Linked DNA regions of Homo sapiens: regions 1 and 3 are each linked to region 2. The links are chromatin loops, found by intact Hi-C in ENCODE. Cell type or tissue: PC-9. All regions are shown on one strand. Each heading gives the region's core, and the rest is flanking DNA. Links, peaks and the distances in the headings are about the cores only.

Region 1 (10,978 bases), core at 1,164-9,163, 120 kb after region 2:
GAACCCTGAAATATCTTCCTTCGTTTCTGCTCCCTAGAGGATAACCTTTATGAGGCCAAGAATTTTGTTTAATTTCTTCATTGGTTTATCACAAATATTTGGCACATAGTAGGTGCTTAAGAATTATTTTATTGAATAAATAAATTTATAAAAGTACATATGCCACTTTTAGGGGGAAATTAAATTATTTCAGCTATTAGCCTTTGGAGTTACAAGATTCTAGATTAGATTCCCAGCTCAGTTTACCAATTGTGTGACTTGGGTCAAATTCTTGGGGTCTTGGGAATGGGATTTCCTCATTTGAAAACTGGAGATGACATCTAATTTACAAGGTAGGTATGAGGAATGCCAGTGAAGACCTAGCCCATAGGAGGGCTCTGAAGTGTTAGCTTTTGCCCATCTGTGGATCTCAAAGCGCTTCTCAAATCTTAGTTATATGGACTAGGCAGGTAAAGTATTATTCTCATTTTGCCCATGGGGGAAAATGAGAGAGGAAAGACAGACACAATTGGCCAAAGACTTTTTGGAAATCTAGCTATTTAGCTCCAGTTAACAGTTGGCTTTCCTCCTTCTCTAGGCTGGCTAGTGATGACTTGGAATTTAGCATACTCTTTAGGGGTTTGAGGGAGGTGATTATGTAGAGCTTCTTTAACTGTTCCTTGTGTCTTTGTTGTAACTTTCAGTGGTGAGGAGGGAACCATGGGTTACCAGCCCGGGACTTGAGATTCTACCCATCTGGTAGTGGGTGGGACCGTGGGGATTGAAAGAAATGATATGAGAGCAAATGACGACATGCTCGTTGACTTTAAAATGTTATTAATAGCCCGCTGCCTTGGTCACAGCAATTTCCATTGCAACTTTCCTCTGGAATTCCTTGGATTGGGAAATAGCAGCTTCAAAGTCTCCTTGCTTAAAGAAAACTGAGACTGACCTTTCGCTGACAGTGTGTTTAGGGGTTTGGAGTGGAGACTAAGCCAGTGACTCTGGATAAACATCTCCATATTGTGGTGTGAGCTTGTGTTGCCTTCCCTCTCCATGCTGGAGGGGATTCTGGGCGTAGAGGAGGCTGGAAAGGGAGGATTTGCCCATATGTTTGCAAGGCAGACTTACAGGCCCCAGAGCAAAGCCCCAACCCCAGCAAAAGAGAAACACATATGTGTTGCATATTAAACTCCTACTAGGATGGGGGTGGTGTGGGAGAGAGGAATGCAGAGGGACAGATAACAGAAACTTTGAATTGATATTTCCTAGGGAAGCTGGGTTTGTCTGTCTCCAGCATCATCCTTGCACTGGCAGCATGACTGCAGAGAAAGAGCAAACTGATGAGTCTTGGCAGAACATTTCCCATTACTCAGTTTTTGCAAAATATGGCTCTAGACACTTGTATGTGGTGGGAAACTCTCTCAGATATCACTTAGATGCCATTAATGCTCCATTACTACATCTGTTTAAAAGGCTCCTGTTTTTAATTGTGACACATTTCAAACAAGATGCTTTAAGAACATATTGAATAAAAATGTTCCTAGTTATGAAGGACTGGGGCAGTGAGGGTGACTTGATTCTTCCATCCTGTCATTACTCAGGTGGAATTGGCTACAGCTGACATTTCAAGAACAGAGTGGTGTACTAGTGGAAGAAACCAGGACCAGACAGGGTCCAGGGTGGGGAGATGTCAGTCGACCACATGGATTTGGGGAGGCCCACGCAGAGGATCCAGAAGAAAAGAGAAAGGCGCACTAGTGTGAGATATAGACAGGCGTCCATATCAGCAGGGGTCTAATTGACAAATTAGGAGAGTCAGCCAAAGCCTTGACCATGAGGTTCTAGGCATTCATTCCTCCACAGCAGAATCCCAGCCAACAAAGTGGGCTTTGAGCCCTGCCCAAAGCCCAGGGGTAGGCAGAGCTGGACTGTGGGCTCTGTGAGGCAGGGCCTGCTCTTATGTCTATGTCTGTATCTGGGTGCCAAGAGTAGTGCCTGATATGAACATGCATGCACCTAATGGTTAGTGGATGAACAAATGGAAGAAAACAAAGCAAAAGCCAAGCGAAGCTTTCCAGACTGAGTTAATCCTGAGCAGGGCAGGCAGGTCAGGGGTGGGTAGGTGTGCAGGCACTTAGGATAATGATAGCCCATATATCTGAGGCAGCAGACTCGAATAGGTCCATATCCCACCAGTGAGCAGGCTGAGGTTGAAGGACTATATGCTGTCCATGTCACAACTGACTCACGAACTGCAGAAGGCAAAGCTTTCCACTGCAGAAAGGCATTCATGACCTCATCCCAAAGGACTGGCAGAGGTTGACCTCTATAGGTGAGCTTTGGAGGTATCTCTCTGGAGGGTGTTTCGTTCCCTTATTTGACATCCTTCTTGGGGCTACAACTCTATCAATAAATACACAAACACTCAGGTCAAACACACAGCATTGTAGATTTAGAGAATTTGAAAGCTGGAAGGGGCTTTAAAGACCATTTAATCCAACCTCATTGTCATACAGACGAGGAAATTGGGACCAAAAGATAAATGACTTGTTGAACAGGGTCTAAGTGTTTTCTCTTTTATTCTATTTGTTTTTTCAGCTTTACATGGTTTTTGTTTCATGTCTTGCCCCTAATAGACTGTGAGTTCCTCCAAGGAAACTATTTTTGTAATATCATGATCTCAAATACACATGGCATAATTTTATGGACAAGGAGTCTAAAATACAGCTGTTGGCTGACTGATGGAATGAGTGAGCGCATACATAAAAGAGGACATTTTTTAAAGGGCAAGTGAGTCGTTTTGAAAGTCTGAAACCCCGCGTAATGAACAAGCTACTGAGAGCCCAGAGAGGTGCTCCTCCTCTCAGGCATGTTCAATCTTCAGGATTCAGAAATTGTTCTGAGTAGAAGTTGTATTTCAGGTAACACTGCCTCTGCTGCATGGCCTGGTAATGGAAACTTAATGGAGATGGCCCTGGGGGGTTATTATTTCTCAAGACAAGAGGATTCAAGCCGGGACAGGAAGGGCCTTTCCATCTTAATTTACAGGGCCATGCAGCAGAATAATCATGGGTCATTCTTTTAAAATGGGGCTTCCATGTTTCGAAAGGAAAATGGGAAAATGTAGCATGGTGGCCTAACTAGCTAATTGTGTTAAGCACAGTGGCTGGAAACCAAGAGTGTACATCATCGTCACCTGCAGAGTGCCTTAAAAGCACATGCCCAAGCCCTAAACATATTTTGGGGATGGGGACTAAGCATATTAATTTTAAAAAACTTCTAAGGGGATTTTGATGTGTACACTGCTAAACTAACCAACTGCATTAGAAGAAGAAACCAAATAATCAGAGAGTAATCCTTTGGCATCTGTCTCCGGCAAAGTGATATTTCACCTGTAAGTTTCAATTTTGAATGGTTTCCACCCACTGTCACTCCTCACTCCTCACCAGCATCCAAATAGTCTTCCTCCACTTATTAAAACTGTTCTCCCAAAGGATCTGTTAAACGTATTCATACCACACTGTAGATAACTGACAAGGCTTAATACTTTCATTTTAGGGTTAATTGCATTTTTTTCTTTGAAATAATATTAATATGACTGAAAATGCAGAGGTGACATCCATTGACTAGAGCAGGGTTTCTCAACCTCAGCCGGGCTGGTTAATTCTTTGTTGCAAGGGCTGTCCTGCTTTCTACCTACTAGATGCTAGTACCACCTTCCCAAGCTGTCTCCAGACACTTCCAAATATCTCCTGGAGGTCAAAATTGTCCCAACTAGAGAATCAGTTCAAAATTAATATGCTTGTAGAGTTAATTGAATTTTAACTATGGTCAAAAGACAGTGGTGACTCTAATTATGGAATTTTAAGTCTGAATTAGTTCATGGTCAAACTGTTTGGAGAATTAGAGAAACTTTCCTGGTGTCCCCAAATCTAGGCATATAGAACACTCACCTAGAAGTAAAAGTGGCTGTGAGGAAGTAAACATAACCCTGGTCAGAAGGGGCTCAGGGAAGCTGGAGGGCAGGCGAGGCAGATTCTAGAAGTCCAGTCACTGAAGGGCTGCTCACTTTCTGGGGCTATCACAATACCCCAGAGTCCCAGGACACTGGGCAAAAGATAGCCTTGGCCCTACTACTCAGCCTTTCTGTAGAAACAGCCACAGTTCAGAAATAGTGTTGCTGTTTGCTATGAAAAAATAAAACCATAAAATAATAACTCTATGAAGGGTACAGTACCATCAGGCCAAAGAGGCCTCTGCCAGGAGACATTTCTGAAGTCTGAAGGTGTGCGTAGGGGTAGCATAAATGCCATGGTTAATTTTTAACTTCCCCATTGGTGAGTCCTGAATCAGAGGACAGTGTTTCTATGGTGTCAGGCGATATTCCTGTTCACGCTGAGGTGTCACCTGACAGGCACCAGGTGAGTAATGTACAGGGTGGTGGCACCATTGTAAGCCTCTGCCACATCTCTGAGGGCCCAGCTTTAATTACACCAGGATCCAGTGTTTGACATTTGTACTGGGTGACACTGTTCCTTCCTGCTACCTTTCCATTGTTCCACCCTCTCTTAGTTGCAGCATTCTGGCAACTGTGGTTTCACATTACTAACTCATTGCCATGGTTTCCATTTGATGTGCGATGACGTCACAGCTGATGAGGAATGGAGCTTCCTTTTCACTCTGATTACAGCCTGCTACACTTCTCTTTTCACACTCACTATAATACAGTGAATGCTCACAGTAATCAGCTCTCTTTCATATGGGTTCTGCCTTTCACTGAACATGATTTCCAGTTGATCATAGAACAGGCACTGAACAGAAATAAAAACTGGAGTGTGCAGGATCAGTGGTTGGCATCCAGGGGCAGGTTTGGTTCATTATCACGGGGACAACCTCAGGTATAGGCATTGAGGACAAATGGGGGGAAATTACAAATTCTATATTTTTTAATGTTTTTGATGTTTTGTTGTTAAACAAATACCAGATTTTAAAAACAAAGGGAAGTAAAAATACATCAAAAACTACTTATCATCGCACCACATAGAGATAACCACTGTCAGCATCTTCACTCATTTCCTACACTTTATTCCATACATATGTGTAGCAGAGATGGGGAATTCCTTAATGAAGATTGGGTATGTGGACATCTCCTTACACTCAGCCAGACATATATTTGTGTTTTGTTATCCATGTGCACAGAGACTTTGGCATTCTGGGTGAAGGAAGAAAGAAGAGAATATACATGGAAACCCAGGGGTAAGAGAAAAGGACAACAGAGAATGTGGCATGGGGAATGCTCTGCTGGGTCACATTGAATGGTTCTGAACCACTGTGGAAAAAAAGGAGTTAGAAAGAATCAGATGCCGAAGGAGCCAATTTTCACAATACTCCGAGACTCAGGGCAAAAGCAGCCTTGTTCTAGTAGCCTATGGGTAAAAGAAGACACAGAACTGAGGGGAGGACTTTTCCCCTGAGTCCACCACAAACCGCCATGGAGCTGAGGCAGCCTGAAGTCTCAGGGGCATGGGAGGGATTTGCCTTTTGGATTTCTCCAATGGGATGTCTTACAGGCACTTCATATTTAGCAGATCCAAAACTTAACTCAGATACTCCTCTTGCCATATCTGTTCCTCTTGCTGTGTTCCTGACCATGATTATCACCATCACCTACCAGCTGTATAAGCCACACACCTGGGAGTCCTCCTAGCCTTTTTCCTCCTCCTCTCATCCTCCATATCCCATTGACCGTCAGGGCCTACTGAGTCTACACTCCAATTTTCTTTTAAATCTATCCCCACTGCCACTGTCCTAGTCTAAGGCAATACCATCTGGTCACCCAGATCATTCCATAGCTTCCTAGTAAGTAGACCAGCCTTCAGTCTGAGCCCTCCTCGGTCCTTCCTCCCCAGTGCTGCTGGAGTAATCCTTCTAACACAACAATGAAAGCAGGTCACTGCGGCTCAAATGATGTCAGCGGCTTTATCATCCATGTTGCCTGGCTTTTCACAGGCATGTCTTGCAGTGCAGCCTTATAACTCTCTCAACACAACTCTGTATCCTCCTCATTCTTCATGCTTTTATAATGTCAAGCCATGTGACACTCCCTAAATATACCATGTTTTCTCTTTTTCCTCCTCCCCCTCTCTCATTTGCAGCTTCCCATACTTATCTTCCTAAACACTACTCTTTTTGAAATGTTTATTTCAAGGGTTTCTTATCTTTTAAACCATCTCAGACTCCCCTGGGGATTACCCCTTTTCCTATGTTTTTATTGTAGCATCCTCACAAATTCACTTTAGTTCCTTCGCATTCTGGTGTCGCTATATATTAGTGGGACTATGTCCCCATTAACCTGTTAGATCTCTTGAGAAAAGGGACATGTCTTTTCATCTTGAGTTCCCCAATACTTAGTATTGTGCTTAGCATATGCTAGGTGCTCAGTAAATATTTGATATGTGTGTGAACGAATGAATCAATCAATCAATAACAAATGACAGACAAACTCCAACCCCCAAACCTAAAAAAAAAAAATCCAAACTTTCCCCTTGCTCTTAGTGTAGATACTGCTCATCAACATAAGGCAAATTCTTCCTGCGCGTCTCAATACAGAGGAGGCGAGAACTCACAGAATCACAGAATTAGAGCACTGGCTTTGGCATGAGAACACCCTGAGTTAAAATCTGGCTTCTGCTATTTATTAGCCACATGACAGTGAATCTCCTTGAGCTTCTGTTTTGTACAAACTTAAGTTTGGCTTTGTGATCTTATTCCTCTTTGGTGCATCTGTACAACCCAACTGCTTATTCATATGACACTGCTAAAACATGCCTTGCCTTCTCCCCCACTTTTTTTTTTGGAGACAGAATCTCCCTTTGTCACCCAGGCTGGAATTCAGTGGCGTGATCTCGGCTCACTGCAACCTCCACCTCTCCAGTTCAAGCGATTCTCATGCCTCAGCCTCCCGAGTAGCTGGGATGACAGGTGTGCACCACCATGCCTGGCCAATTTTTTGTACTTTTATTAGAGACAAGGTTTTGCCATGTTGCCCAGGCTGGTGTTGAACTCCTGAGCTCAGGCAATCCACCCACCTTGGCCTCCCAAAGTGCTGGGATTACAGGCGTGAGCCGCCACATGAGGCCTATTACTACATACTTAATAGGGTTGTTACGAGGATGGAATGATGTATTTTAGGTGAAGTATTTAGCATAATACCTCGCACATAGGAATTACCCAATAAATGACAATTGTTGTCATTTCTTTTGTTTTTAGGTTTTATTTCACTATTGTGTCATCCACTCACTGGAAACTTCTTAGTGTCAAACACCCTTTTAAGAGTCTGTACACATATATACAAATTTTACAAACAATTGCAAGAGTTTTACACAACTCCCAAAGCAATTTCATGGAATCCATGTTGATAATCTTCACACTAGGAAGTAGAAGAGGAAAGGAAGACATATCATTCAAACTGTATTTTGCTTTTTGGAAAAAAAATCTGAAATATAATTATAAATTGTAAATCACTAGGTGAAAGATCACAGATGCATCTGAATTTCTTAATACCTCTGGCAAAATGCCATCAAACCAAAATACCTATTTAAGAAAGTTGAGAGGTTTGAAAAATTTAGCCCAATGACTTACTTATCCTAACTTTCTGGTGGATCCAATTTGCCCAACAGTTGTACCCTGGCCAGTGGTTCTAGTGACAAATTTTGGGATAGATAATGTCCATGGGAATTCTTTAACCATAGAGTGACCTGTGCTGGCACTATTGAAAGACATAGCATAGGAAGATTTTTAATATACGTATACCCCGAAACCTCCTAGAAAATCCTAGAGACTTTCTTTCTTACACAAAGAAGAAGTTACACATTGTAAAGTAAGTGTGTTTCTGAGAGTTAACACATTTGTTAGAAAAACTCAAAAAAAAAAAAACACTGGGCATTATCCCCAGTCTTCTCCTGTTAGCTGGGATTAGTGTAGGACTAGTGGCTGGAAATGCCTCTTAGACACTGACAACATGGCAATCACAGCCTTATCAGTGCTTGTATTTCTAATAGAATTTACCAGGCAGCACCAGTTTGTTTTATATCAATACAGGGATGCAGAGTTTTTCTTTTTCAATAAATTAATATTTTAAAATAAATGCACAAGGGGTTCTCATGATTTGATAACTATGGTGTTGAAATATGTAAAAAGTGAAGAGTTCAATTAGGAATTGTCCACTAATTTGAATATTTTATTTATAAGTTTGAATTTTAGCATTTAAGATGTTTAAATAACAAAGTATAGCTATACAAGGTCCAGCTTGTAACAGAGCTTGAGGTCGGTCATCTGTAATGCACTTTTTCTTTCTAGTTTGGGAAAATACCTCACTTGTTTGACCCTCATCAGGACTGGAATTAATATTTTAACCAAGCAGAAAATTGCTCATCTCAGATTGGCAGCCGTGCCTGCCAGTATATAGTATTTTCTAGGTGGCCATGATAGATAAGAAGAGAGCGTCACAGTTGGGACAAAGAAACATCTGTTGCATGACCTGAAAGTAACAAATTAAATGTTTAACTCTCCTGTCATCCTTGGCCACAGTGGTGGAGTCTGCTGATTGTTCCCCATTATCTTCCTTTAATAGGACCCCTTCTGTCAAGTTTTGACAGGGCCCATGGATGACCAGCAAGAGCCTCCTTTTAGTTATAGGTGGTCATGTGCCCAAGTTCTCACCAGTGAGATGCAAGTAGAAGTGACCTGCAAAACTTCCCTGTTGCATTACATCCTTAAAATAAATTTGATTAAGTTCTTATTTTCCTCTTTTTCATTCCCGGGGATTAGAATGAAAATGAGATGGTAAATCAGTTTGCTTCATGGGGATTTAAACAGCATTCTGAGGAAGGGATAAGCCACAGGATAAAAGGAACTACAGCTACCCCTCCACACTGCACTGTTTGCAGATCTCTGGCCTGTTATTAAAGAGAGACAACGAAACTTCTATCCCATTTAAGCCACTGCTTTTGGACTTCTATATCCAAGCAGCTTAGCTTGTATCCTCAATGAGCCACAGTCTCCATTATGATGATACACAGTGGTGTGGATAGCCTCTCAGATGGTCCCCAATGATCCTGCCTCGTGGTATATGTACCTTTGTATAATCCCATTCTCTTGAATGTGGGTTTGTCTGGTGACTCTCTTCTACCAACAGATTGTGGCAAAGATGGATGATGGGATGTCACTTCACTGATTAAGTGCCAAAAGGTTGCAATCTCCTCTTGCTAACAGACTCTCTGCCTTGCTGGCTTTGATGATGCAATTTGCCATGTTGGAGCTGCCTATGTGGCATGAAACTGAAGCAGGCCTCCAGCCAACAGCCAGCAAGAAACTGAGACCCTCAGTCCAACAGTCCACAGGGATCTCAATCTTGCCAACCACCATGTGAGCCTGGAAATAGATCCTTGCCCAGTTGAACCTTAAGATCACTACATCGCAGCTGACACCTTGACTGCAAGTCTGTAAGAGACCCTGAAGTGCAGGAACTTGCTAAGCCTGCCCAGACTCTTGACCCACGGAAACTGTGAGACAATACATGTGGGTTGTTTTAAGTTTGGGGGTAAGTTGTTATGCAGCCAAAGGTAACTAATGCCACAGAGACATCATTTTATTTTCATACAGTGATATGTAACAGAAGTAGTGTGTTGAAGTCAGAAAGTGAATTTTAAAATATCAGAGAAGGGGATGAGCTTGACACTAACTTAGGACTGCATACTGCAAAGGACCTCAGTTCTTTGCTGTGGACACTGAATCCCAGGGTGTGATCCTCTGCTTTGGAGATCCTTAGACTTGATTTATTAGCAAGCCCAGGGTTGTTCAGGCTCAGGGGAGCTTAACCAGCTAAACAAACTCCGAAGAGAGCTATATCTAAATCAGAATGCCAATTTGTTAATTTACTTTTATAAATAAAACTGCCAAGTGGATCAGATAAGTTATATCTTTGTATGTTAGTTCTTCAAGGCTGAGTAAAGTGCCACCTTATTTGTTTTTCTAGTCTCTCTCTCTCTCTCTCTCACACACACACACACACACACACACACACACACACTCTCTCTCTCTCTCTTTCTCTCTCTCTTCCTTATTCAGAACAGACTTCTACGCACTCAAATATTGTATCTCCTGATATATTGATGCCATTGAGTAGGCCACAGCTTGCTTTTCCAAGCAGCCATGCTCTATATCTGGTTAAACACACTTGGGGTAGACACCTGGAAGCCCAAGTGAGCATGGATCTTCCTGTCTAGCCCCCTTCCTTGGAACTGGGTCCTTCTCAGCTGCAAGATGACTTTTCATCCACATTCTTTTGGAGTTCTAGGACAAGGCTCCAGCTGGACTCTGGTCATTAATGCCAACCATCTGCAGTAACTCCATGCCTGTGCCTACACTGGCTTTCTATTTGCTCCTACCTCCTGCTTACAATGACTCCTTTACCCATTGTAACAGACTCTTCTGGTGCCCCATCTCACATTATCTCTGCCTAGCTTTTACTCCAGCCACCGTACTGACAACCAGCTCCAGGCAGGTGTAAACCTGACAGCATGTTGCTTCAGCTGCACCTTGTTATCATCTGATTTTTCTGGGGCTTCTCAGAGGCCTTAGGGTAGAACACCTGTGGAAAGCTGCCTGGCACTCACACTGCTGCAGCCTCACAAGAAAGAGTTCAAGCCCCACTAAGACAATCCTTGACTTCCCCCTTAAGTGGAAGAAGAAGGTGGACAAATTCTGAGGTTCATTTTACATGGCATTTCAGAAGTTTCTGAGGGCAGGATAGAACCCTATTCAATCACAGTAGAGATCACTCAAGAGCATACCTTTTCATTAACTTTTTTGCCTTCCTTGTTTCAATCTCCCCATTTCCCCACTCCTACTCACTAGGATCTTTTCCTCAAATCAACTAACTGCATGCAAGCCATCGCCTCAGGCTCTGCTTTCTGAAAGAACCCTGGTGAAGCTT
Region 2 (10,978 bases), core at 1,830-9,829:
GAAGGCTGCCCTCCACCCCCCGTTCCTCCCTATTTACCTTATAATTTTCTGCCCTCTCACTTGTAGAGGATCTTCCACTGCTCTTTTATTTGGACATAAAAAACATTTATTGAGCACCTACTATGTGTCAGGCACTGTTTATGCACTGATAATACAATGGGGAACGAGACAGACAGCTCTGATTTGTTCAGTTGTGACAATGAGACAGTGATGTGATTTATGGTTATTGATATGATGATACCAAAAGCTACCAGCAAAGAATCTGTTTTCTCTCTTTCACATAAAGGTTGCAACTGACCCCACACAGAAGGACAGCTCTGCAGAGATAGAATATGGTGGGACTCCAGTCAAGGTGGCAGTTTTCCTGGGTTTCTGGTCCTGGGGGGCCTCAGCAGCTGATGATTCTCATATGAATGAATCAGACTGGAAGGTGCTAGGAGTTGGTCCTCCAGGACCCTCCCAACGGTGCTGGAGGCTGGAACTGATGTATGCTTGTCCACCAAGAGCAATGACAGGGAGCCACCTTGGGTGTTTTGGTGCACTTGCTGCAGTACTGGGTGGAGTGAAGTCCAGTTTCTCAAAGCCTGTTTCCTGGGCATCTCATCTCTCCAGCAGACGTACGCTTTAGGGCTGCCTGAAGTAAACAAGGAAACAAATGGATGTATAATTTAAGGTCAGGTGATGAAAAACGCTACTGAAACATAAAGTAGGATAAGGGGATCGTGAGTGAAGATTTGGTGGTTATTTTGGGGTAATGAGAGGAATCCTTTGAGGAGGTGACATTTAAGCAGAGGCTTAAAGGAAGTGAGAATAAGACAAGTGCAAAGGGTTGGGGAAGAGAATTCCAGGCAGCAGGAATGGCAAATGCAAAGGCCTGGAAATAGGAACTGGCTTGATGGGTTCAAAGACAGCAAGAAGTTGGGGGTGGTTGGAGGATTGTGAATGATGGGAGAGGAGGAGTGGGAGGTGAGGTCACAGGGGTGGGAAGGGATCAGATCACAAGAGGCCTCAGAGCTCAGGTAAGGAGTTGTTCTTTCTCCCTTTCCCAATAGCTGGCATGCACGGGAGTGAGGAGAATATGCCGGATCTGAGAGCCAGCTTTGTTGTTTTTAGGGGAGCTGAGGCTAGGTGGGTGAGTGCAGGCAGGAGCACATCCTCTGACAGGGAAAGTCAGTGGAGTCACCCTTGCTGGGCCAGTTGCTGACAAGAGGATGAGCCTCAATTCCACGACTGCCTAGGATGTTTATGGAAGAGTGGTACCTAGTAATATAAAAATTATATTGTTGTCCTACTGAGGCATCTGTCTTTTCTTTCTAATCAGTTTAGCTATGTTTCAGAGAAGAAAGTGCTCTTTCTTAGCCCATCCCTTAACCAGAACCTGACCTTGTGTAACTACACCCTTGTCCTTTGCTTGAAAAGGGTGGGGTCTTTTTCATTCAACCCAGGTGTATCAGATTTTATACTGGGTCCCCCCACCTTTTTTTATTTTTTTGCTAGTTATGCCACTGTACATTATGCTTACAGTAGACGTACAGCTCTTAAGATTATTTTAAAGTTTATATCCCAATTCCCCTTTCTAAAAGTTTAAGATGGTGGTCTTTGTCAGTTTGGGCTGCTATAACTAATTACCATAGACTAGCTGGCTTAAATAACAAGTTTCTTACAGTGCTGGAGGCTAGAAATCCAAGATTGGGATGCCAGTATGGTTGGTTCATCCAGGTTGCAGACTGCTGACTTCTTGTTGTATACTCACATGGTGAAGGGAGAGTTCCATAGCCTTCTGACCTCTTCTTAAAAGGGCACTAATCCTATCCAGGAGGGCTTCACCCTCATGCTCTCATTATCTCCCAAAGCCCCCTCCTCCAGATATCATTACAGTGGGGGTTAGATTTCAAAATATGATTTTTTTGGGGGGGACACAAACTTTCAGTCCATAGCAGATGGAGTTAAGTCATTTTAAAGGTTAGTCATGGATATATCTTAGATAAAAGCAACTCTGCAAGATTTGAAGAATCAGAAGCAGAAAAACACTCCCAGAAATCAACTTGAGATGAACATGAAGGACTCCCGGAAGGTTCTGTAAGTTTGGTAAGGCATTTTGTTGGGGGCAGCACTAGCCCTATAAAACATTACAAACCCACATATACCAAAAACACACTCTTGCTAGGCCTATACAATCTCAGGAGGTGTTACTAGCTGAATATTCTCACATGTGACCGCTATATCATTTTAGGGATCTGTTAAGGTTGAAATTAACTCAGCCTCCTTTGGAAATGTTTGTTTGTGGCACAAATGTCATTAAAGTAGGCAATGGAATCAAGAGTCATCTAATGCAAACTTCTTCTCTATGAAGCAATTTCTTCTACAATCTTTTCTCAGATAGAGTTTGAAGGACACCCGCTCAAATTGGGACAGGTCTCTCACTTTCTTCACAAAGTGACCCATTTCCTTATAGGATGGATGACTTTAGTCTAACATTCTCAAGGGTATTTCACAGAGGACTTGCTTCAGGAGACATTAAGAGATGAGTCATGAAAACTAAATTAATAAATAAAAGAAGAGTTTGATTCTGTGGTCAGTTAAGTTTGGGACAGCTTCTTGGAGAAATTTAAAGCATACTAACACATTAAAGGATTTGACGAATCCAGCAATGAAGAAACCTGCTTACTTTGACTAACTCTAAGATCCCCAGACTTACCCATGGCTATTAGCATTCAGCTGGAGAGTAGCCCGTGGGGAAATAATCTAGGGGAAAGCTGTCTTAATTGTTGGAAATATCCTCATTTATTGCATAAAATTAGTCTCCCTGTAACTGTCACCCACTGGTTCTACTTCCCTCAGGAGTTACTATGAATAAGTCAAATCCTTGCTCCAAAGGTCAGCCCCTTGGCTAGAAGAAGCTAACATGTTCCTCAAAGGTTCTCTGGACCAGAAAACAAAAACAAAACCCAGCTTCAGTCACTACAACTGCACCTTGTCTAAGATCACGCTATCCTCTGTAGTTTGCCCCAGCCCCCTTAATGTGGGCTGTCCAGACCTAGGCACAATTCCCCAGATGTGGTTTTACAAATGCAAAATACGTATTCTTTCCCCTTGATCTGGACACCACACTGGGGCTGGTGCAGATTGTATTTACTTTCGTAGCAGCCCTGTTAGCTGTTGTTTCTTTTTAAGTTAGTGGTCAACCAAAAGCCTCCCAGCCTTTTTCCCTTGACTGATTGCCAAACCAGTTCTCCCTCATTCTCTATTCATAGGGTGGGTGTGAGGACATACTGCTTCCTGCCTTGTCCTTTCTCAAGCTTCACAAACAAACAAGGCCACTTAATTCCTATTGGCTGGCTCAGCCCCTCTCTGTATTCTAAAACCATTTCAGACCCTGCGTGGAGAGACATCTGCAGACCCAAAATCCATCACTTGTCAGCGTTCCTCAGCCTTGTTGCTGACCTCACTCTGATTTGTCCTCTAGGGACCAAGCCTTTGGCTCTTGCTTTTTTGAGACCACATATCAAGTCCCAGAGTCACTGCCTGATTTCTTTCCTGAATACTGTCTTTCCTAGTTACTCTTGGATACCTGACTGGTGACTGCTGAAGAGCAAGCTGGGAGAGCCAGCAGCGTGCATACTTTGCCAATGCCACGTGCAGCCACCTTCTAGGCAGGCACCTTTCATCCTGTTTAGACCTCTCTGTTGCTGGCTACATATCTATCTCAACCTTTGCCTGTTTTCTTGTAGGAATCCTGCTCCCTCTCTCTGACACCTGTGGACTTCTGTTATGAATGGCAAATACATAGCACATCTGCCATCCTTCCCCTCTCCTTCATCCATCACAGATTTTGGTAATCAGCCTCAGCACTCTTTCCAATTCAGCCTGGACACTGTCTCAGATACTTCCGTAACACTGTGCTCCAGGTAGCCTTGCCCCGTCAACTGGAATTGTTATGCATGTTGAAACCTATTTGCTATCCTGGGCTATACCATTTGCCTCCAAAAAGTAGGCCTATCCTTACTGTGTTAGTATTGTTTTGGATATAACTTGTTTAGTATTTTCATAACTTCTAGCTTAATCTAGAAGGCTTTATGCATCCTGGTATTGTTCTGTCAGGACTATGCCTCTCTTTCATGTAGGTAATGGTTAAGAGCACGGGCTCTGGAGTCAGACGGTCTAGCTTCAAATCCAGATTTGGGAAATCTACCAATTGTATGACCTTGGCCAATTAACCTTGTGAACCTCAGTATTCTCATTTGTAAAATGGGTGTAATAAGAGTACCTACTAAATATAGTTGCCTTAAGGATTGAATGTGGAAATGTTTATACAGAGTTTAGCACGGTATCAGGTATACATTAAGAATTTAATGCAGCAAATATCAACTAAACACACACACACACAAATTACTTGTCCCAGCCCCACTTAAATCATCATTGAGATTGTTTGGGATTACATTATTAGAATCATATTTAAATTACTCTGAAAACTTTCACCTTCTATTAACCATGATCCCCTTTAGAACTTCCGGGCTTAGTATTTTCCTTATGTTGTCTCTGAGAGCCTGACTTCCGTTCTCCCTGCTAGGCTATCCCCAGGCGTTTCCTTCCTTGATTCATGAACTCTAAGATGACTAGATCACCAGGTCGGCCCCAAGTATTATCTGCTGTATCAGCAATTTGGCCATGTTTGAGTCCAAATAGTGATTCCTCTCTTCACTCTTTCTGCCTTCTCATTGAAGCCACCCTAAAAATAGAGAGCAGTTCCCTCAGGGCAGATAGATTTGTGCAATGTATGTGTAATGCAAACCAAATGTTAGGATCAGGCCCAGCCACTCTGGAGCCCATTTGTCAAAAACAAGCAAGACTTGAGGCACTTTCTCTAAAGCACAGTAGCCAAATCTTCCACATGGAGTCAGTTTAAGCTGAGCCAGTGGCAAGTGCTAGGAAACTGCATTATCCCAGGCTGGCTAGCTCTGTCTCTCCCTAGGTTATTTTCAGAGGTCCTGGCACTTCCAATTAAGGGGTCATTGCGAGTGCACTCACTGAGTGCATGTGAAAGGGATCATATTCCCAAGATGAGGCTGGGAGAAGGTATTAGTCAGCAGCTGTGAAAGCGGCTAGCAGGCTCACAGGGCCGGGAGCACACATTACTGTAGGATTGATCATGCCACCTACACTCTCACCTCACACCCTCTCAACACACCCACACCAGGCTCTCTTTTTTTGTCTCTGATTCTAAGAAAGGCTCAGGATTAAAGGAACACAAGCTGATTAACCAGAATCCTGGTCATTCCAGGTCCTGGGAGAGGGAGTGACAAGGTTTACTCAGAATGGCATGACATGGGCAAAGATACAGGGAAGACCAGGTCCCAGATATCAGAAACAGGACCCAGAGTGGGCACTGGTCTTTGGAAGTGAGGCAGAATTTTAGGTCCCGAGGTTGGACAAGTGGCGAGTGTGAGTGTGATTGGTTCTGACTCTTGATTAGGCAGAGATACTTTAAATCTCTCCTACTCCAGCATAGGCTCTGCAGATGGAGATAAGCCTGGGCCAGGTAAGAATCAAAAGTCCCCTGCTATGGGAATAAGAGGGGACCCCAGACTAGGAACTGGGCTGGACCTCAACTATGGCACCCTGGCCTATACCAATTCATTTTGCTATGTCTTGTTTGTGTCAGCCCCAGTGACTCTTCGAGGGCAAGGGACATTCTTAATGTTGGCTGACAGGCACCTGTCACTCTATCCCTCTCCACCTCTCCAGGTTACACTGCTGTGATTAAAAGTAGTGTGAGGCCAGGGAGTCTGAGGATTCAGGTGAATTTAACAAAGTCAGGCAGGTAGTTACCTGAGGTGACAGACAAATATGCTGAGAATCCAGGACTCGAAAAACTGAAAAGATAAGACAGATGGGGTAGGTAGAATGTGGCAAGTCCAAGGAGAATAGCAAGGCTCAGTGGTCTTAGCTATGTCTGTAAGGTTACAGTGGCCCGGAGGCTCAGGGTTCCACAGGTAGAGGGGTCTGAGGCAGTGGTCCCAGAGAGCAGGAATACAAGCAAGCCCTGATCGCAGGCAGGATGCAGTGCTCTTCTTTCATGCTCCCTTACGATTAACCACAAGGTGGTGTAGGTGGCCCTGAGTGTAGGTGGGTGTAGGTTGCCCTGGGTCCTTGGGTAAGAAATTGCCAGAAACCTGTGGGTGCACCCTGCTTCTGAAGGAATAAAGACAGAGGTTCCAGTATAGCTGGAAGGTCTCCTACAGTCAGTGTGTGACTGTTGTTGGACTAGATACAGAAGTCCTCTTGGCCATGGAACATTTTGTTTGCCCAGGCGCCAAACTAGTATATGACAGTGGATCAGTCACCTGGGGGCCCAGGGGCTTTGTTCATATTTGTAAGAGGTTGATGGAGAGGCCCTGAAGTGGTAACACAGGCTGGAGACTCTATGGACTTTGGGATTTCATCAGAAGGATCATGGGATATGGAAAGCACTAAGGAGTATCTGTGCAAAGCTTTGAACTCTCCTTTCACTGTCTTTATGTCAAGCATCACTGTTATTTAGGAGCTTTGAGATCCCCATATAAGAGTCTTTTGTCAAGTTAAAAGTTAGAAGAATAGTAATAAACACTGCTTTTGGGGAAAGTTGTGGCAATTTGAAGAGCTGCTGATAAAATAGTTGTCATCTTTCCGTTCTCTGAGCCCTATGTATTAACTGGCTACTTCAGGAAAATTTGCACCAAGTATGGAAGACAGCAATCTGAACATCAACTTCTACAATTTAAAACTTTCTGGAACTTTCTTTTCCTATCCATTTGTTGTTTAGCTAACATTGTTGGTTAGTTCCTTATACATATTTACCAGAAATAAAAGGGATCCAGAAACTTCTGAGAGGGATTATAAAGCAGGTCTGCTATCTCTCCTCTCTCCTGTAAGTTGAGAATCAGCTGAGATTTCCCAGAGGAAAATTAATTCCATTTTTGATGCTTCTGAGCAGCCATAATGCTGGAAGTGTGAGTGTGTTCATCTGAGACGAGGTCAAGCCTTGCCCCTTCTCATTTGCCCTCCTTTAATTCTTCAGCGGAGCCCAGGATTTCAGGTTCTGGCTGACAACAAGTACCCCTACTCTCCCATGCCTTGCCTCTGCTTTGAGCAAATAAACCTAAGCCGAGCTCTGCCCCGACCAAGCTTCCCCATCGGTGGCCACTTTTTCTCACCAATTTCATTTGTATAACCCCTGGCTCTCCGGAGCATGGTATTGTGCATGGGGCTAGTGATGCTTGTAGACCAAGGCTGAGCTGCTTTTGTTATTTACATTCAACTGAACAACCACTTAACAATAATTCATCTCTGGGTTTAGTGAAACGATTAAAATGGGGTCATTGTCCTCATGGAGCTCATGACCTGACCCCTGTTGATAGCATCTGTGGCTCTGGCCACAGGAAGGTGCATAATGGTGCTATCCCTGGGCTGCCACTGGATGTGTTCTGTGACCTCCTTTGCTGGCACTCCTGGAGTCAGAGGTACCATGTGTAACTTTCTGTCAACACAGCCTCACCCATGAGAACACTAACACCACCTGACCTTGCGGTTACTTTGTTCCAGGCTTTCTCCTCCTTCTTCTAGGGTTCGAGCTTTCTCAATCTTTATCCAGGGCCTCAGCTCTTGAATAGCCCCTGTGGGAAGCTCCTTTCTGTGTTAGCAGGCAGCTCACTTTCTCTTGGAATATGTTGGCAGAAGAAGGGTTTAGCAAGTAGGAGGGAACCCTCGTCATGTTACTACATTTCTGTGTCCATGATGTGACTTGAAATATTAATCCAATTTGTTGTGCAGGAACCCTGGATAGCAACTCCTAATCTTGCCTGAATTTCAGTAAAATGTGGGGGAACCCAGTGATCCCATATAGATTGATGGCAAAGAGCTTATCAGGTAATTTCCTAATATCCAGGCACTGGCCCATTGTCACTTAGCATCTAATCTGTTCCTTGCTCCCAGGATTCAAGGAAATATTCCTGATGATATCTCTATTTTCTCTTCCTCCAGATGGGCAGTCCTCTTCAAAAAGCTCATAAGCAGTTCTGGCTCACAGGTGTCTTAAAATTGTAGCATTGCCGAGTTAGCAAAGAGTTAGAAACATTTATATGCCTATCTATAGGAACATCCTTGTCTTAGTCCATTTTGTACTGCTATTACAGAATGCCACAGACAGGGTAATTTATTATGAACAGAAATATATTGGCTTATGGTTCTGGAGGCTGGAAAGTTCAAGATCAAGGGGCCAGTATCTGGAGAGGGCTTCTCTTGCTACATCATCCCATGGTGAAAGGGCAAGAGAGGGCAAGAGAAAGATTGAGAAGAGGGCCAAATTTATTTTTTATAAGGAAACTACTCCAGCAATAGCAACATTAAATTCATTCATAAGAGCAAAGCCCTCATGAACTAATCATGTTTTAAAGGTTCCACCCCTTTATACTTTTACAATGGTGATTGAGTTTTCAACACAAGCTTTTTGGGGTACAGATTCAAACCATTGCAATGGTTAAATTCAAAACAACCTATAAAATGATATGCAGCGATTTCAAAGAGTGAAGTAGATCTATAGACACTGATGTGGAAAGACATTATGGTTATGTTGTTAAAAGTAAACAAAGTTTTATAACAGTTTATAGTATGATCCCATTTTGAGAAAGTTCTGTATATCAAACTGTAATTCAAATATACATCAAACTCTATAATGCAGTGATTATTTCTGTAAGAGAGATGAGTTTACTGGAGACAAGCATTCTGCTTGGCGTATATTGCTGTATTGATTGAGTTTTATAAGCATGTGTTAGCTTTATGATAAAAAACTCAACACATCTGAAATTATGTCAAAATATGGTGTGTTCTCATTTCATTAAATGAATAAATGAATAAGCTATGGTTCATACATAGAAATATTCCTTCCATATACAGAGAAGAGGTCTCTGAAAAACCAGTGAAAACTGGGCATGTTGAGTTGTTGTATCAGTTAGGGTTTTTGGGTGAAAGTAACAAAGACCCACCTTAAATGAGAAACAGGAATGTATTGGGAGAAAACTGAAGGAAGGGTTGAGCAACCTGGCCTCAGGGAGAACTGGACTGAGGTCAGTTGCTGGGATCTCAGTATAGGAGCCCACAGACCATCACTATGTGTCTAGGGTAGTAGGAACCATGGGACACAACCACTGCATGACTCAGCAGCAACAGCATAGAAGTTCTGTGTCTCTGATTAGGATCCAAATTCCCAGGAAAGAGAATCTGCTTGGCCAAGATTGGATATTTCCACCCTGTTAACCCAGGTGGGTGAAGAGGACTGTGATGTGTGGCCCGCCATGGGACTTCACGCATCAGAAAGGGAGTTCCACTGAGGAAAGGGCTGCTGTTTCCTTAAGGTGAGATGAGATGTAGAGCAGATAAAAATCAACAGATTTCTACTGTAATTACTATTTTGAGCAATGGCATAAAGTTGTACTGAATCAGCCATATTCTCTTGCCTGTTGTGACCCATAGCAAGTATTTTTGACAGAAAAATGAATAGAGAATAGTAATAATATCATCCATGACAAAATGATATAACTGATGTCAATTAGCTCATGAGACTTAGAGCCACGACATTGGCATCATTAATGTTGTGCTTGAACTGATCTAGTTAATCATCCATGGATAATATGCCCCACTCACATGCTCCCTGGTGGTCCCTGCTCCCCACAGGTCTAGCGGAACAGGGCAGTGCTCTAACACTGGTGTCAAGCTGGTGAGAGGCTACCTCCCAGGGTTTCCTTCTGACCATTTAATGTCAGGCAGTGCTCAGGAGTATGAAAGAAATCAGGCAATTTTCACAGCTATAAAGTAATGGGGTCAGACCACACGATCTGCAAATTCTTACCCAGCTCTGACGATCATGTTTAATTCCTCAAAAAGTTGTCAGGCTCATGAATCAGAGCTGTATTAAAAGTAAAATGCCATTCAGCATATCAGCCTCAGATTTGTTTTGGAGTTTGATGCAATTTTATATTCACATTTTGCTGACTTTTTAGATCAATTTTCTGAACATTGGTTAGATAGCGTATGTTGAGATAACATATTGCCTAGAGTAGATTTCAATGATGGCTTCCTGAGATGAACCGTCTGAGAAATCTGCATCATTATTTATTGTGTTCTTGTCTTAAAGATGTATTCGTTAAGGTTCTCTGGAGAAGCAGAACCAATAGGAGATATATATGGTGAGAGAAGGTGAGAGAAAGTGAGAGAGAGAAAAGAAGGAACTGACATATGTGATTATGGAGGCAGGCAAGTCCAAATCTGCAGTGTGGGCTGGAAGCCTGGAGACCCAAGAGAGCCAGTGGTGCAAACGAAGTCTGAAGGCAGTCTTCTGAAGAATTCCCTCTTGCTTGGGAGGAGGGGCACTTATTTCATTCTAGTCAGGCCTTCAACTGATTGGATGTGGCCCACCCACTTCATGGAGGGCAAGCTGCTTTACCCAAAGTTCACAGATTTAAATGTTAATCTTACACAAAACACTCTCCAAATTGACACATAAAATTAACTATCAAAAAAGGGCTGGGCGTGGTGGCTCACACCTGTAATCCCAGCAATTTGGGAGGCTGACGAACTGAGGCAGATGAACTGAGGTCAGAAATTCAAGAGCAATCTGGCCAGTGAAACCCTGTCTCTACTAAAAATACGAAAATTAGCTGGGCAAATGGCAGTGCACGCCTATGGTTCCAGCTACTCAGGAGGCTGAGGTAGGAAAATCACTTGAACCTGGGAGGCGGAGGTTACAGTGAGCTGAGATTGCACCACTGCACTCCAGCCTGGGTGACAGAGCGAGACTCCACATAAAACAAAACAAAACACAGAACTAAGTATTGTATTCATCTCAACAGACTGATTCTTCTATGTGTGTGTGTGTGTGTGTGTGTGTGTGTGTGTGTGTGTGTGTGTGTGTTTTGAGACAGGATCTCACTCTGTTGCCCAGGCT
Region 3 (10,978 bases), core at 1,095-9,094, 74 kb before region 2:
GCAAATATCTGTTCAAGTACCTGCTTTCAATTCTTTTGGGTATATGCCCAGAAGTAGAATTGCTGAATCTTGGGTAATTCTATTTTTTTTTTTTTAAAGATGGAGTCTTGCTCTGTTGCCCAGGCTGGAGTGCAGTGGCACAATCTCCGCTCACTGCAAGCTCTGACTCCCGGGTTCACGCCATTCTCCTGTCTCAGCCTCCCGAGTAGCTGGGACTACAGGCACCTGCCACCAGGCCTGGCTAATTTTTTGTATTTTTAATAGAGACAGGGTTTCACCGTGTTAGCCAGGATGGTCTCGATCTCCTGACCTCGCGATCCGCCCGCCTCGGCCTCCCAAAGTGCTGGGATTATAGGCATGAGCCACTGTACCCGGCTGGGTAATTCTATTTTTAATTCTTTGAGAAACCACCATATTGTTTTCCATAGTGGCTGCATCATTTCACATTCCCACCAACAGTCTACAGGGTCCCACTTTTCCCACATCCTTGCCAACCCTTGCTATTTTCTGTTTTTTTTTTTTTGTTTGTTTGTTTAATAGTAGCTATCCTAATGGGTATGAATTTTGATTTGCATTTCCCTAATAATTAGTGATGCTCAGCATCTTTTCATGTACTTTTCTGTCAATTTGTATATCTTCTCTGGAAAAATGACTACTCAAGTCCATTGCCCATTTTTTAATTAGGCTGTTGATTTTTTTGTGGTTGTTGAGTTGTAGGAGCCCTTTATAGATTCTGAATATTAACCTCTTGTTGGATATATGATTTGCAAATATGTTTTCTCATTCTGCAGGTTCTCTTTTCACTGTTGATTGTGTCCTTTGATGCACAAAGTTTTTAAGTTTAGGAGAATATTATTTGTCTATTTTTGCTTACGTTGCCTATGATTTTGGTGTCATACCTAGGAAACCATTGCCAAAAGTAATATTTTTTGTATAGTTTCACAACGGAATCCCACATGAGGAACAGAACAATCAGTATTGTCTAGAATTATAATTATTTAAGGGTCTATCTAGAATTCAAATAGGCTTGGTGGCAAAAAAGAAAAGGAGTTGTTCATTCTTTTAGGCAACTCGGTACTTCCACCCCCTCTATGTTTGGGCATTTTCATATCTTATGAATATTGTGGCATGTGGAGTCTGTTCCCCACTCTAAATGCTGATTAGGCCAGACACTTCATTTCTCAAACTGCCTTTCCCTGGGCTGTAGGCATATGACCTTTGCCCTGCCAATCACATACACCTATACCGGAGATCCTTGCAGTGCCAAGCATTATAGAAAACCTGAGTTCTTGGGCACCAGCAGGGACAGCTGAGGTAATGGTAGTGCTTTGTGTCTATGCTTGCTATGTGTGGCAGAGGTTGCTGCTTGTCTATTCTTTCCTTCATCCACAGTAATGAAACCTCTTCTTAACTGGGCACATGCCATTCAGGATAAAGACTATATTATCCCGTGTCCTTGGGGGCCAGGTTTGGCTAATTCTGGCTAATGAGCTGTAACTAGAAGTGTTGCTTGACCTCTTCTGAGATCTTCCTTAAAGGACAGCTGGAGTTTCATCCGTTCCTCTTTTCTTTTGGCTTGAATGTGTATCAGGATGGCTGAAGCTGGATTAGTACCATAAACAATGAGAAAACTACAGTAGTGGAGGCCCAGCATAGGGGAGCAAGAAAATAGAAGGTGCCTGCATCTCTGGGGCCTTCAAGCAACAGAATTTACCGATCAGTCCTGGACCTCTAGACTTTCATATGAGAAGGAGAAGTATACATCTGTCTTATTTAAGGTCGGTAATTTGGGGTCTCTGTTACTTGCTGCTGAAGTTAATCTTAATCAATGCATTGTCAGTGGTGCAAGCTGCAGCGTGAAGGTGTGCAGGCTGCAGGGGGCCGGTTCTAGGGTGTGATTTGAGGCTTCACTCCTGATTCATTGCCCTGGTCTGGTTTTTCAACCTTAACTTGTGATTCTATGACACACATATCATTTTAATGAATTCCATTCTCTTTAAATCAGTTGGAGTTGTTTTTGATTATTTATAACAAAAAGTCCTTACTGATATGAGGTGAAAATTTCTTAAGTCTTTTTTAGATAATAAACTGAAGTTTGTTTTTCACCACAAATTTCAGCCTTAAAGCTCAGCCACATTTTCAGAAACTCAGGGTGAAAGTTCACACAGAGCATCAGTTAGAAGAAGTTAATTGTGAAAAAGGGATCATCAATGGCCATCCTTTAAATGATGAGACCTCCCGTATGTTTTGAATGATTTAATTTCCAACATATTCTCTTCTGAGTCTTTGATATACGTGCTGACTCCATGAAATAAAGTCTAAGTGTGAAGGGAAGAGGAATTTTAATGTTTATTCTATCTCAGCACCTTGCTAAGTGGTCCTCAGCCCAGGCATTGCTGAGCTGGGGCTGGATTTCTTCATCTTTACAATAACAGAAGAACGCACTTACCAGTGTCTGAGTTATTGCTTACAGACAGGAAGGTTTCAAGCCTCAGATGCTGAGCAGTGAGAATGGCCAACAAAAAGCATGAAGTTAGTTTTGCCTCAAATAAAAGACTTCTTTTGATTCTTAAAATCCTTTCAGAATCTCATTTGGATCTCTGAGGGACAATTATACTTTCTCATCATCTAGTTGTTCAACACCAGTTTGAGCTATTAGTGTACTCATTCATTCAACCATGCCTTTGGCAAACGCTTTTTAATACCTACTCTGTGCCAGGCATTACTTGGCCATCGCTTTCTCCCTGCCCCTTGTCTCAATATCCATTCCACATTCTGAATGAATTCAGTGGATGAGGCTGAAGAGTCTGAGGGAAGCAATGTGATTAATTTATGCATCATGTATCAAGTATGACATGCAGATGCTGGGACGCGGCACTTGAGAACACAGGCTGCCTCCCTTCCTCAGCTGTTGCAGGCGTGCACTCTGTCAAAATGCATGTCCAGAAAGGTCTAAGTCCCTGAAGTGTGGTGTTTATTAAGAAAAGGTTCACCTTTTATATCCTCCAACATTTCTAGTAAAATCATAACCATCCTCAATTTGCAACCACAGACTTCTGGGAATACAGCTATTATTGGCTCCAAACCCTCTCCTCTGTGATTCATAGATTGCTATCTGTGAGGGCAAGAACTTTGCATTTTATTCATCTTTGCATCCCCAGAGCATAGCATGTAATAATCATTTATTATTTATTTATTTTTTTTTTTATTTTTTTTTGAGACGGAGTCTCACTCTGTTGCCTAGGCTGGAGTGCAGTGGCACTATCTCGGCTCACTGCAACCTCCGCCTCCTGGGTTTAAGCAGTTCTCCCTGCCTCAGCCTCCTGAGCATCTGGGACTACAGGCACCCGCCACCAAACCTAACTAATTTTTGTATTTTTAGTAGAGTCAGGGTGTCACCATGTTGGCCTGGCTGATCTCGAACTCCTGACCTCAAGTGATCTGCCCACCTCGGCCTCCCAAAGTGGGGGGATTACAGGTGTGAGCCACTGCGCCAAGCCTAAATAATGTTTTCAAAAAATTTAAATTATTTCTCACAAACAATGTGCATACAGTTTGTTGTCTTTACTGTCTACCCCACACAACTGACCTGGTACCCCCTAGTACTCACATAATTCAGCTTAGAGATCAGTTCCTCAGGGATACCTTCTCTGATACCGGAGCTAAGGTCTGGGCCCCCTATTATGAGTTCAGAGAACACCTTAGGTTTAGGTTTCCACTTTATAGCACTTACTATACTTTTATTTATGTAATGTTTGTGTTCTGTACTGGAATAAGACCCCCAGGAAGTCTGTAACATCCTCTTATTCTCAGTGCTATTATTTATAATCAATGCCTAGGACACAATAGATGCTCAGTAAACATTTCCAGAATAAATGAGTTTTGATCAATAGCATTTTTGAGGCTAGTCTCCCTCTTTTTCTCATCCTCTACTGTACACAGTGATTTACATCCTTTCCAAACTGGTGTTTTTTTGTTTTGTTTTGTTGTTGTTTTTTTTTTTTCCCTACTGTCACTTTCCAATTCCTACCACCTACTGGTTGAACCCATGATGTCTTGGGGACTAGATGTCAGGGTGGCTACACATTTCCATTTTGGAGAGCAGTTTCCTATTTTTAGCACTTCTCCAGGGCTTGGACTGATAAGGCAGTGGAGTCCTTCTGCCCTCAGAACTTTGCCTTTTAACTTCGTTCCTTGGGAATGTGCCTGTCAGGCTCTGTGGAGAAGTTATTCCTCCTTTTGATGAGAAATTGAGACTACCTGAGCTCCTTCCCTGCTTTAAATGAACCACTAGAGGGGGCAGTGACCTGCTCTGCTGCTGCGCCTGAATTGCACCTGTAGGATATTAGGGTTAGATGGATCTTAATGACTTCCTGGGCCACCTTCTCCCATTTTCTAAACAAGTCCCTAAGGCTACAGACTTGGTCAGTGACAAAACTAGGCCTAGACCCCAGATCTTGTGCTTTCTCCTCCAGCATACTGCCTGCCTCCTGCCCTGCAGTCCTTGGAGGACTCTTGCAGGGTCTGGTCTACGGATATGGATCAAATTTTTTTTTTTTTTGAGACTGAGTCTTGCTCTATTGCCCAGGCTGGAGTGCAGTGGCATGATCTCAGCTCACTGCAGCCTCTGCTTCCCAGGTTCAGGTGATTCTCATGCCTCAGCCTCACAAGTAACTGTGATTACAAGGATCTGCCACCATGCCCGGCTAATTTTTGTATTTTTAGTAAAGACAGGGTTTCACCATGTTGGCCAGGCTGGTCTCCAACTCCTGACCTCAAGTGATCCGCCAGCCTCGACCTCCTAAAGTGCTGGGATTACAGGCATGAGCCACCACACCCAGCCAGCTATGGATCAATTTTGACAAGTCTGATTAACTCACCAAGAATTCCTTGGACCACCAATGCAATTATCCACATTGATTTATGAATGGTCCATAGCCACACATATGTGTGTGGGCTAAAGGGAGGAATAGCAAGAGGTAATGGAAATTATGCTCAATTCCACCACTTGTGGAAAACAAGATGTAATGGACGTTGCTAGCTATTGTCTTTTTGTCATCCAAGCAAGCTTTCTCATCACCCTTTATTCTGGTAACTGCCTTCCCTCCTCCTCACTCCCTTTGCAGAGGCAGGGGCCAGTTTCAGGTCTGGCTAATCACAGCTCTCCATTCCTTCCCACTTAGTAATGGTTCAGGGGAAGGTAAAAACTCAAGCTGACTTTATTAAAGTCCTTCCCTGAGATTTCTGAGTTTAAAAACAAGAGAAGCAGTGGTGTTTTCTCGGGGTCATGGTACCATAAGGATATGAAGTTAGAAGACTGTGACTATCTTTGTAACCAAACAAAGAAGACCTGCTATAGGAGCAGATCAGAGAGTTAAGCAGAGACTCAGAGAGAAAAGCTGGATGTAGAATTGAATCATGATCCCAATTCTTCAGCCCTGGAGCCAACATCTTTTTTCAGGTTCTTCAAGTTACCCTACTTTATTATGCCTGGCTACATGGGCCTATCAATTCCTTTCTTTTGTTTAAAGATAGTTGGAATTAGATTTTTATCATTCACAATGAAGAATTTTGATGAGAAATTCTAGAGGCCAAACATACCAAAAAATACCCCCTGTTTTAGGTTAACAGTTTGTCTGTAGTCACTGTGGGTGTAGGGTAATATCGCCTTTCCTCTGACCCTAAACTAAGGATGGATAAGCCTGAAGTCAGTCTTTCAGTATAAACCTCATGGGTGACTAGTGATCAGCTTTTTGTATTTCCTCACTATTGTCTGTCTTGGTCAGCTCAACCAGGAAGGACAAGTTGCTACTGAGGCCAAGAGCACAGGTCAGGTGGCTTAGTTAGTTCTTTGCTGTCTACAACACAAGACTTATTCCTCAAATATCCAGCTGTTTTGCAACCTGTACCTTTGAGTGATGTGAGCTAGTGTGGCATGTCTACACTGACTCTGGAAGGCAGCATGGGGTGACAGAAAGAGCACCAGACTGAGCCTCGGGAGAGAGGGGTCCAGTCCCAACCCCATTCTTCTCTTATTGGAAGACCCCCAGCTGAGACATTTGACTTCTCTGGGCCTTAGTTTATCAGGTTACAAAAAAAGTGATACTTGGACAACATGATCCTAAGATACCTTCTGGCTCTAAAATTACATTATTATCAAAGAACAGCTCAAATGCATCCCCTATGAATGGCATTGACCTCTCTGTTCTTATATCAAAAATATATCACAATTTAACTCACTGTTTTTTCATTAGTCCTTAGGGCAAGCCATGTGCAGTATCATTAAGTATCTTTCAAATACAAATCTCTGCTTCTGGCACAAAGGAACCCCTGCCCTCCTTAGCAAATTATTTGTTACCCTTAGGCCTATTTCAGCTATGCCAGGGAAAGCGAATCTCTTCTTCTGAAATATTCATTACTGTGAAGCAGCGATTCTGTACTTCAGGGCCTAGAAGGGGAGAGATTTCTTTGCATTCTCACCTCTGCCGCCCAGACTCCCTTTGACACATCCACCTCCCAGACTGCAGAGCGGAGGGTTGCTAGGAGACCAGGGTGGCAGACAGGCAGGATCCAGAGGGGCTCAGCTAGTTGGGAAAGCTGCAAGGGTGAACACAACAGTTGAGTGAAAAAGGAAACAAATACTTCCTGGACTCTTGATCTAGTTTTAAAAGACTAAGGTAAATACACATGGGGGTGGGCTGGGGATGGAAAGGGAGGAAGTTTCGGGGAAGAGCATATAGATGAGAGGTGGGGATGCAACATGAAGTGCTACAGGAGGTGAGCACTGCAGGAGGCTGTGTAGATGGCAGACACCAAAGGCTTATTGCTCAGAGGAGATAAAAACAAAAGTCATTTTGATTGACGACAGTCCCGGTGAACCTGAATGAGATTAATAGTCATCTGCTTTCCTCAGGGCTACCACGATGGCTGGGTGCCTGCAGGACTGCTAAGATCCACTGACTGTCTGATGCCCTCTCTCCTGGGCCTGAGCTTGTCTCCAGGAAGCACTGATGCAAGTGCAGATGCATTTGAGTTGCTCCGAATAGCAAGGGGGTGATCCAGTAGAGCTCAGTGTTACTGCGTGGGGAGCAATGGTCAACTGGACCCTGATGGGACACCCCTAGGACACAAGGTTAAGACCACTCTAAAGCAAAGGGCACTCTACTTAGTCATGCTGTTAGCAAGGCCACGAGGTTGCTTGACGCAGTGTCTGGGCACATGGTAAGAGCTCAAGAAATGGTTGTTTTTTAAATTGTTGTTTTTATAAGGGTCCTTACCGATGGGTATTGAATATTCCTCTACTCCCTTCACCGCTAAGATTTTGCTTGTATAATTATTTTGAAGTGATATGAATTACAAATATCTTTTTCTTTTTTTTTTTTGACAGGGTCTTGTGCTGTCACTCAAGCTGGAATGCAGTGGTGCAATCAAGGCTCACTGCCGCCTCAATCTCCCAGCCTCAAGCAATCCTCCCACCTCAGCCTCCCGAGTAGCTGGGACTACAGGCACACGCCACCATGTCCAGCTAATTTTTAAATTTTTAGTAGAGATGAGGTCTTGCTATGTTGCCCAGGATCGTCTTGAACTCCTGGCCTCAAGCGATCCTCCTGCCTTGGCTTCCCAAAGTGCTGGGCTTATAGGTGTGAGCCACCATGCTCAGCCATAAATGCCTTGTCTTTTTTTTTTTTTTTTTTTTTTTTCCTGACAGTCTTGCTCTGTCGCCCAGGTGGAGTGCAGTGGCACAATTTCAGCTCACTGCCACCTCTGCCTCTCAGGTTCAAGAGATTCTCATGCCTCAGCTTTCTGAGTAGCTGGGATTACCTGTGTGCACCACCACACCCAGCTAATTTTTTTGTATTTTTAGTGGAGACAGGGTTTCACCATGTTGGCCAGGCTGGTCTTGAACTCCTGGCCTCAAGTAATCTGCCCACCTCAGCCTCCCAAAGTGCTGGGATTACAGGCGTGAGCCACTGTGCCCAGCCTGCCTTGTCTTCTTTTAATGGCCCTCTATGGGTTTCATGTCCCATTCATATACCTATGAGAATTACACACTCAGGGTCAGTTTCCTTCAGCCAATCAGCAGGCACCATTCACAGGTACATTTGCCCACATAATGCGAACCTGACATGCCCAAATATCTAACTCAATAAAATTTGAACTACGTGTTACCATGTCTTGCCAGGAAAAAAAATCATCATCTTTATTTTATTTCTGATTTTTAATTATGAAATGTTTTATTCATGTTTAATGTGGCACGTGGCCTGCCCCAGAAGTCATTGCATTTTTTGGGGTACAGCATGATCCTCAGGTGAGTCTATTGCTGTTCTGTACAAAGCAGCCTCTGCTTGAGGTTATGGCTTACTGCTCATAGCAGCAGCAACAACAGCAGCAACAGCAGCAGCACAATAACAGCAAGCTCTGTGTTAAAAGGAATCACATCTTAGAATGATGTAATGTTTCCGGGCGTGCGATGGTTGGGTCACATGAGGTCTGACATCATCTGGAGCAAGGAGCTTCCAGGAATGCTGCCACTAGCAACTTTACCGGGCAGACACTGGAGCACAGCTCTTTCAGGAGACAGAAAAGAAAACAAAGCAGAGGAAAACCAAAGCTACGTGCCAGCTTCAAAAATCTGAGCAGTCAAATCACAAGGGGAGAGAAAGAGAACTGTAATACTTACTCCAGAGACTCTAAACCTTCACTTTTCAGCACTCAGACAAATTTGTAATTGAAAGGAACTTGGGAGGCTTTATCTGGTTCAAACTTCTGCCTCTAAGGAAGAGTCTATCTAAAACTTCAAAGCATATAAAAACCTCTAGGAGAATGATGATGCATAACCTCCTTTGGTAAGTGGCTTCAATGTCACTATCTTTAGGGCAGTGGACTGGCTCTAAAGACTCAGCCGGCCTAGCCCCATGTCTGGAAGGGGTGGCCACAGGGGAGGGTTTGGCCTCCAGCAGAAATTCAAATGCATTCTTGTGAGACGAGAGATGGAATCTTGGGGAGAAAAATGTAAAGGTCAGTAAATAAAGCTTCTATAGCCTCTTGGATGGACTAAATATGTTTTTTAAATTCAAAGATTTTCCTTTATTAATTATGATGATATTTTTAATTGTAAAATTTCAAATTTGTCAAAAAACTGCAAGAAAATGAAAGGAAATACTAATATATATCCTTCACCTAGACTCACCAATTAACATTTTTCCATATTTGCTTTATTTTTCTCTCGTTAGTGTGCATGCATGCATGCATACACACACATACACATACATACATAAATGTCTTTAGGTAATATTGCCTAAACAGACACACACACACACCTTTAGGTAATATTACATATACATTACATAAAAGGAAAAATAAAGCAACCTGCCTATCAATCAATTTTCTGAAACATTGTGATAAAATGTACACATTTTTTACAATCAAGGTCACTTCCTCCTCTCCTTTTCAATCCTCTCACCCGTGTTGAGAATCTCTTCTTTAGAATCAAGAAGTTTGTTCTTGTATTTGGCTTTCTCACACTTAAAGATAAGCTATATAATTTTACCCTCTCAGTATAAAAAAGAAGACAGCTGTCACTACCATAAACATACTGTCTGCCTCTTGATTTTCACCAAAGAAGAAAGGCAGGTGCTGAGCATGTAAAATGGCTTCTCTGGAGTCCTGGCCAAACAGGACAATGGCCAGGATTCAAATACTTTCAGTTTCCATCCATTTTTACCAACCACAGATGAGTAGAGGTTGTTCTGTGACACTGAGTGTTTTTGTTCTGTCTCATATTCAGCAAAGGTTCCTTAAGGAACTTCATGGGCAGAGTACTCAGCTGTTCAACTCTGAATCCTTCAGTCACTACTCTGCCATCTGACTCCTTCGACGTGTGAAGCTTTTCATATAAAAAGATAAGCTGTAAAAAGACCTTTCTGCTGAACCCTTTCTTAAACCCTCACCTTGCCTTCCCATTTCTGCATACTGTGTCTTCAAACACTCAACATACTCCAAATATATATGCATGTGTGCATCACCACTAAAGTTAACAACTCAAACCAACAGTGGCCTATTGAGCATCTACTATGTTTCAGGGTTAGGTCCTGGAGATCTCTGGCATGACTCCTGCTCCCCTGGAGTTTAAAATCTAGCAGAGAAAACAGATATTAAATATTTGCACTTGCGATGCCTGCTATATTGAGAGAAGCAGGCCAGGCATGGTGGCTCTCACCTGTAATCCTAGCACTTTGGGAGGCTGAAGTGGGCAGATCACTTGAGCCCAGGAGTTTGATACCAGCCTGGGCAACACAGCGAGAGCCCATCTCTACACAAAATTTAAAAATTAGCTGGGCATGGTGGTGAGTGCCTGTAGTCCCAGCTATTCAGGAGGCTGAGGTGGGAGGATCACTTGAGCCCGGGGGGTTGAGGCTGCAGTGATTTGCGATTGACCAACTACAGCACAGGTTCTTACGGGACTCAACTGCTGAGAGACTTAAACCTAGTCTATCTAGATCAAAGAAGGTTTCCCTGGAAAAGAGATGTTTGGGTTGAGATCTGAAGACAGAATGGGAGTAAACCAAGAAGGATGAGTTGGGGATGGGAGTTGGAGTGAGGATTTGAGAGGGAAGAATATTTCTGTCAGAGGAAACAGCTTCTATATAACCCTGGGGGCAAGAGAGAGCAAGGCACTGCCAGGACAAGAGCAATCTGGTAGGTGAAGTTGTCTATGGTCAATTGCCTACGTGGAACATAGTGGTTTACTACTCAGTTCAGGCATGAGGCAGGTGCATGTGCAGGAGATCAGTGCCTAGCTCCCTCTTCTAAGAGAAGGAGGTTTTTAGCAGACCCCTGTCACTGGTGCAAGCACTGCCTCTAGATAGTGATGGATCTTTAGTGCCAACAGCTTGGCAGGGCAGAAGCAAATATCTGAAAGAGTGGTGCTTTCTACCATGTGACTGGTGAGGAACCAACGCTTAGACAGGGTAACTTG

What was found. A loop is a pair of places that touch in the nucleus more often than their neighbours do. Peaks named below come from ENCODE experiments on the same cell type or tissue, not always from the same donor. Only the 100,000 strongest peaks of a DNase experiment are listed, where the experiment ranks them.
Region 1: it touches region 2 in a loop (9-fold over the local background); 2 of 110 quality-filtered maps call a loop at or near these places.
Region 3: a loop joins it to region 2, with 5 times the contacts of the local background. A loop is called at or near these places in 4 of 110 quality-filtered maps.

What each region holds. Positions count from the first base shown.
Region 1 is chr1:220,483,056-220,494,033 of GRCh38, forward strand. It overlaps LINC02779 (long intergenic non-protein coding RNA 2779), which reads right to left and starts at 4,503. Exons shown (of 3, transcript NR_185879.1): 1 at 4,220-4,503; 2 at 3,936-4,128; 3 at 110-2,385. LOC105372928 (a long non-coding RNA gene) reads left to right here and starts at 4,683. Exons shown (of 4, transcript XR_922615.1): 1 at 4,683-4,880; 2 at 5,182-5,238; 3 at 9,179-9,583. In PC-9, for the core only: no CTCF peak of the experiment used is centred there; a DNase peak (open chromatin) is centred at 4,466; H3K27ac peaks cover 1,644 bases.
Region 2 is chr1:220,365,473-220,376,450 of GRCh38, forward strand. No RefSeq gene overlaps it. Among named protein-coding and RNA genes, the nearest start is that of RAB3GAP2, 99 kb to the left of the region's middle. In PC-9, for the core only: a CTCF peak has its summit at 6,090 (motif pointing right); DNase peaks (open chromatin) are centred at 3,239, 3,619, 4,729, 5,099 and 1 weaker place; H3K4me3 peaks cover 1,291 bases; H3K27ac peaks cover 4,857 bases.
Region 3 is chr1:220,292,131-220,303,108 of GRCh38, forward strand. No RefSeq gene overlaps it. Among named protein-coding and RNA genes, the nearest start is that of RAB3GAP2, 25 kb to the left of the region's middle. In PC-9, for the core only: CTCF peaks have their summits at 4,291 (motif pointing right) and 4,491; DNase peaks (open chromatin) are centred at 4,291 and 8,491; H3K27ac peaks cover 1,123 bases.